Regions from separate parts of the Homo sapiens genome. Here region 1 is linked to region 2. Evidence: read pairs that join two places in POLR2A ChIA-PET (ENCODE). Cell type or tissue: OCI-LY7. All regions are shown on one strand.

Region 1 (2,500 bases), 200 kb after region 2:
ATCCCAGTTCATCTTCCCTGAGTTGTCCCAGGGATTTGTGCATGAAACTTGGGAAACTAGAGCAGAGGTGAGTAATGAGGCTGAGGATCTTAGGCAGAGAGGAACTGGGGTGAGGAAAGGTAGAAATGGGGGCTCTGCCCCTTGGCACCTATGTTCTCAATCCTTTCCTTTCCTTTGGCCTCTCCACTATCCTTCACACATAGACTGCCTCTCAAGCCTCTTCCCTGACCCAGAGCCCTTGGCTCTGGTCCTCACTAGATCCTGCCTGGTTTCCCTCCTCAACTCAAGTTCATGTAGGCTGAACACAGAGGACTGGCTTAAGGTAGAGGCAGAAATAGAAAGTCCCTGTCATTTCTGTTTTAACATGTACAGAGGAAATAAGTCAGTGGAACAAGAATGGCTCACACAAGGGAAAGAGGAAAGAGGACACAAGGAGAGATACTGGCAGAGGAAGCCAAGGGCAAAACATTCCACACAAGCATTTTGGACTCCAGCCCCAGGGCCTGCTCTAATCCTATGACCTGCAGAAAAGGGGACATGAGTGGAGAAAGGTTGTCATCCCAGTCTGACAAGGCAGAGGCCTTGCTTTTCTCATCCCTCTTTCCTTCTCACCCCTACCCACCAAATACCCACTGGGATGACAGGAATCAATGCTTATCTGAGAAGCAGGGAACTGGGCTGGGTAGGGAGCCTTGTCTGAGGGGCGCCCTTCGGGGGAAGAATTCAGATTGCCTGAAGAATCCTTCCAGAGAAGGATAGTTAAGACTCTGGGTGGGGTGTTCCCCTTCAAGGTCAAACACTTGGAGCTAATCTAACCTAAGCCAAACAGTTTTTTAGGGGTTTGGCTAACGGGGTTTGTCTTGGTCATTCTGGGGACTAAGAATGAACAAGATCCTTTTCTCTCTCCAAGGCTTAGTGGGTCTGCAATGCTCTGTCCTAGTGGATAGGGCTAATCCATGTCTTTGGGTGCTGGGTCCAAGGCCAGGAGCATTGAAAAAAAAAAAAAAAAAAGAGAGAGAGAGAGAGAGAGAGAAAAGGGGTTTCGGAGTTTTTGAGAGAAGCTAAATTCTTGAATAAGGGGCAGTTTCCGGTGGAAGGCTTGACCTGCTGACAGGTGGCAGGGAGCAGCCCAGACCCCGTTCCTCTCGGGACCTCCGGTTAGTGGGAGTGGGGAAGAGTAAAGCCTCCCGATATCCTGGCCCAGGACATCCAGCCCCTACACATCACCTTACCTCTTCCAGCCCCCACACCTTCGGCAAATTCTAACTGCTCTCCTTCTGCCCCTAACTGGGCCCTCTCATTTTGATTTTCTTCTGACAAAGACCACAGCAGTGTGACAAATCTGCCTAGCCACGCCCTGTCACCTCTACCGTGGAGAGCAGGCTTTCCATTGTGCAGAGGGGAAACTGGAGGCCAGACGGCGGGTTAGGAACTCGCTGGCGTCAGGCTGATTCCAAGGCCCCCAAACTGCCCGTGCTTCTCTCAACATGCCTTGACCCAGCGCTCTAACATCCCAGGCTCCGTGCTGGGCGCTGGGAGTCCCAGGGGTAAGACGGGCTGTGCTCCTTTGACTTGACCTTGAATCTAGAGACTTGGTGGTAAATGGAAGGGAGAAGGGTCTGAGGCTCGGCACAACCTGGGAGGCAGGAAGCCTCCGTTCGCCGCTCGGTTCGCATTCTCCACGGAGTTCTCAGACTACAGCAGAGCCCGGGAGGGTGGAGCCCAGCGGCGGAGAGGCTGGCGGGGCGGGGTCGCAGAGGCCGCGGAGAGCACAGGGGCCGCAGGGTTGCGCAGTCAATCCTGCCCCGAGCCCCGGGGGAAGGGCTGAGACTGCGGGAGCCGATTACCCCTTTGGCCGCGACCCCGGGCTCAGGCGACCCGGTGCGCGCTAAATAACGACCTCACGGAGAAGCCGTCCCCGAGCCCACCAACATCGACCCCTAATCAGATTACTGAAAATAGGAAGGCCGGCTGCAGGAATAGCTGCACTCTGAGCCTCCACGATGGGAGGCCGCGGCGAAAGCGGCGTGATTTTCGAGGTTGCACCTCAGCAAGATGGTGGCAGGGAGGATGGGACTCCCGAGGAGGAGTATAGAAATGGATCCCCTCCCTCCAGAACACGGGCATTAATTCTGTCTTGGGGGCCCTGCCCACTGGGGAAGGCCTCATTCCCTTCTCGAGCAGAACACAGGTAGGGAAGAGCTGTCTAGCCGAGGGGTGCAGTCAGATCAATCAACACCTCAAAGTGAAAATCAAATCGTTCCTGTTGCATCCCCAGCCCCGAGATGAGCTCTCCTCTAAGTGTTTTACTTCCTTCTCCCGCAGTGTCTCAGCTGTAGCCTTTACCACTCCTCCAAGCCCTGGGGCTGAAGGCAGGTGTTTCCTCTCCCCCAGCCTGATTCCCACAGATTTGTCTGCTTCAGGGTTTAGGGCCCACCTTCCAGAACACGCCTTACCAAGCTGCCACCATCCTTCCTGCCCCTCCCAGAGTCTGCTCCCC
Region 2 (2,500 bases):
TGAGATCATGCCATTGCACTCCAGCCTAGGCAACAGGAGTGCAACTCTGTCTCAAAGAAATAAATAAAAAACTTTATTATATATACCTATTATTCTTTAGTCACATGGGAAGCCAATAAATGTATTGAGTGGATATAAACAGTAAATGGAAAAATATATGTGAGGGCTGCTTGACAAAGAATTTCAACCTTTTAAATATTAGAGTTGAATGTACCAACTTTTCATCTTTAGATTATCTCATCAGCATACTAACAAATTCCTGAAAATTCATCAAAGGTAAAAGATACCCAAGGATTTTGCATTCCCAATTATATAAAAGTAGAGGCTTGACAACTCTAAGACCTATCTATACCTTACCTTGTTTGGTGGAGAGAGTTACTGTCCTCACCACAGTCCTGACATTTTCTTTTTCAGGACCTGGAACGGGCTCAGGGTGGAGTAAAAGACTGGAAACTCCTGAAGAACCCTCTGAATAAGGCAAGTCAAAGAACAGCAAATAATTTATGGAAAATAATGCTATCCCAAGTCAAAAAATTTGTTTTTGTAACCAGTTAAGTCCAATACAGACTGATATTATGACTATAAGCCAATCAGCCTTTCTGTATCTGTTTGCCTACAGTCAAATGGAGTAGTGGTGAGGGGAGCCTTGGGCATGATGTGAAAACAAAATATAAAATTATTTTGAGTGACTTAGGCACCCAAACTACTTTTATTTACCAATAAGGCTAATATTTACCAATAAAGCTAGTATTATTCTAAAATTAACCTCAGAGGTACACTAGCCATCAGGTGTATCAATCCAACCTATTCTATTTAATCATCTGAAAACACAACTCCAAGGTTGCTATAAAGCAAGCCTTAAAAGAAGGTTTTTAGAACCATTTCTCTCTATATATACTACACTTCACACTATAAATTTTAAGGCTGGGGGCTGGGCGCAGTGGATTACCTGAGGTTGGGAGTTCGAGACCAGCCCAACCAACATGGAGAAACCCTGTCTTTACCAAAAATACAAAATTACCCAGGCGTGGTGGCGCATGCCTGTAATCCCAGCTACTCAGGAGGCTGAGGCAGCAGAATAGCTTGAACTGGGAGGTGGAGGTTGTGGTGAGCAAAGATTGCGCCATTGCACTCCAGCCTGGCAACAAAAGCAAAACTCTGTCTCAAAAAAAAAAAAAAAAAAAAAAAAAAAAAAAAAAAAAATTGGGGGTTGGAAATACAGAGCAATCAGGCTGACGTAAGCTCCAGAAGAAAATCCTAGCAGCTCTTGAGGAAGAACTCTTCTACTAGAAAATGACGTTTTTCCTTTTTTTTCTTTTTTGAGACAGAGTCTTGATCTGTCGCCAGGCTGGAATACAATGGTGCGATCTCAGCTCACTGCAACCTCTGCCTCCTGGGTTCAAGCAATTCTCATGCCTCAGCCTCCCGAGTAGCTGGGACTACAGGTGCATGCCACCCCGCCTGGCTAATTTTTTGTTTTAGTAGAGACGGGGTTTCACCATGTTGGCCAGGATGGTCTGGATCTCCCAACCTCATGATTCGCCCTCCTCGGCCTCCCAAAGTGCTGGGATTACAGGCGTGAGCCACCACGCCCAGCCTTTCCTCTCTTAATATAATTTCTTTTTAACCACTATAAGAACTTACAGAATTAATATAGTTCTTATATGATGTTCTTCAGAGCTATATTTTTCAAGATATACAAGTTCTTTCAGATTCTTTATTGTACCCAGCTCTGAAAAGTTAGGGACTGAAACACAGCTGCAGTGAATTAAAAGCAACCACAATTTAAATAAGTCTGTGTTTTACTTCAAACAGGCCATGGAAATGAAAATCTATTTGCTCATTTTGGCTGTTGCTTCTAGAAGCGTCCTTAGTATTCTTCCCTAGCAACATACAACTATCCATGCCAAAACGTGATGACTTACCACCTTGCTTCTTAGATTTTTCCTTCATTTTCTTTGACTTAATTTCCTCAAGAGTTTTTATTCCAAAATTCAAACATTCACCTGAAAATTCAAATAGAAATTTTATGAGGAACGGGAGCCTTTTCATCTTTGTATTTTATCTGTACATAGCAGGCATTTATTTTTGAATAAATGATCAACAGAAACTAAGTATAGGTAAGTATGCGTGTAGCATGGGAAAAAGAAGAGGGAGGTCAATGATTGTGAACTAAATTTCAAAGGTAGTTTCAACAGTGCTATAAGAGGCACCAATCTAGCCTCTTCTTACCTTGCTTTATATTGACTGCAGGTTTCCGGACAGAAGTCACTCGTAATCCATTGTGAACTTCAGGAGTTGGTTGCAGGGTAGGTGTTTTGGTTTCATCACCTTCCTCAGAAAACTGATCTATATATCAACATTTAAGGCAAATTCACAATTAAAAATACGCCTATAGCTTTAATCCTGATTCTGCCCAATTCACTATGAGACCCTATTTATTTGCCTTAAAGAAGGAGCCAGACAGAACTTACCATCATCATCTTCATCATCATCTGCA

What was found. Peaks named below come from ENCODE experiments on the same cell type or tissue, not always from the same donor. Only the 100,000 strongest peaks of a DNase experiment are listed, where the experiment ranks them.
Region 1: POLR2A ChIA-PET joins it to region 2 with 6 read pairs; 5 of 35 experiments call an interaction of 5 or more read pairs at or near these places.

What each region holds. Positions count from the first base shown.
Region 1 is chr1:203,628,881-203,631,380 of GRCh38, reverse strand. The region is part of intron 1 of ATP2B4 (ATPase plasma membrane Ca2+ transporting 4); the gene reads right to left. Among named protein-coding and RNA genes, the nearest start is that of ATP2B4, 3.3 kb to the right of the region's middle. RefSeq lists an enhancer at 908-1,594 and silencers at 1,649-1,708, 1,769-1,848. In OCI-LY7, no CTCF peak of the experiment used is centred here; DNase peaks (open chromatin) are centred at 1,360, 1,660 and 2,330; H3K4me3 peaks cover 1,817 bases; H3K27ac peaks cover 1,362 bases.
Region 2 is chr1:203,829,629-203,832,128 of GRCh38, reverse strand. ZBED6 (zinc finger BED-type containing 6) reads right to left here. Exons shown (of 17, transcript NM_001395895.1): 5 at 2,475-2,500; 6 at 2,233-2,349; 7 at 1,926-2,006; 8 at 358-468. It overlaps ZC3H11A (zinc finger CCCH-type containing 11A), which reads right to left. Exons shown (of 18, transcript NM_001376342.1): 6 at 2,475-2,500; 7 at 2,233-2,349; 8 at 1,926-2,006; 9 at 358-468. Among named protein-coding and RNA genes, the nearest start is that of SNRPE, 31 kb to the left of the region's middle. In OCI-LY7, no CTCF peak of the experiment used is centred here; no DNase peak of the experiment used is centred here.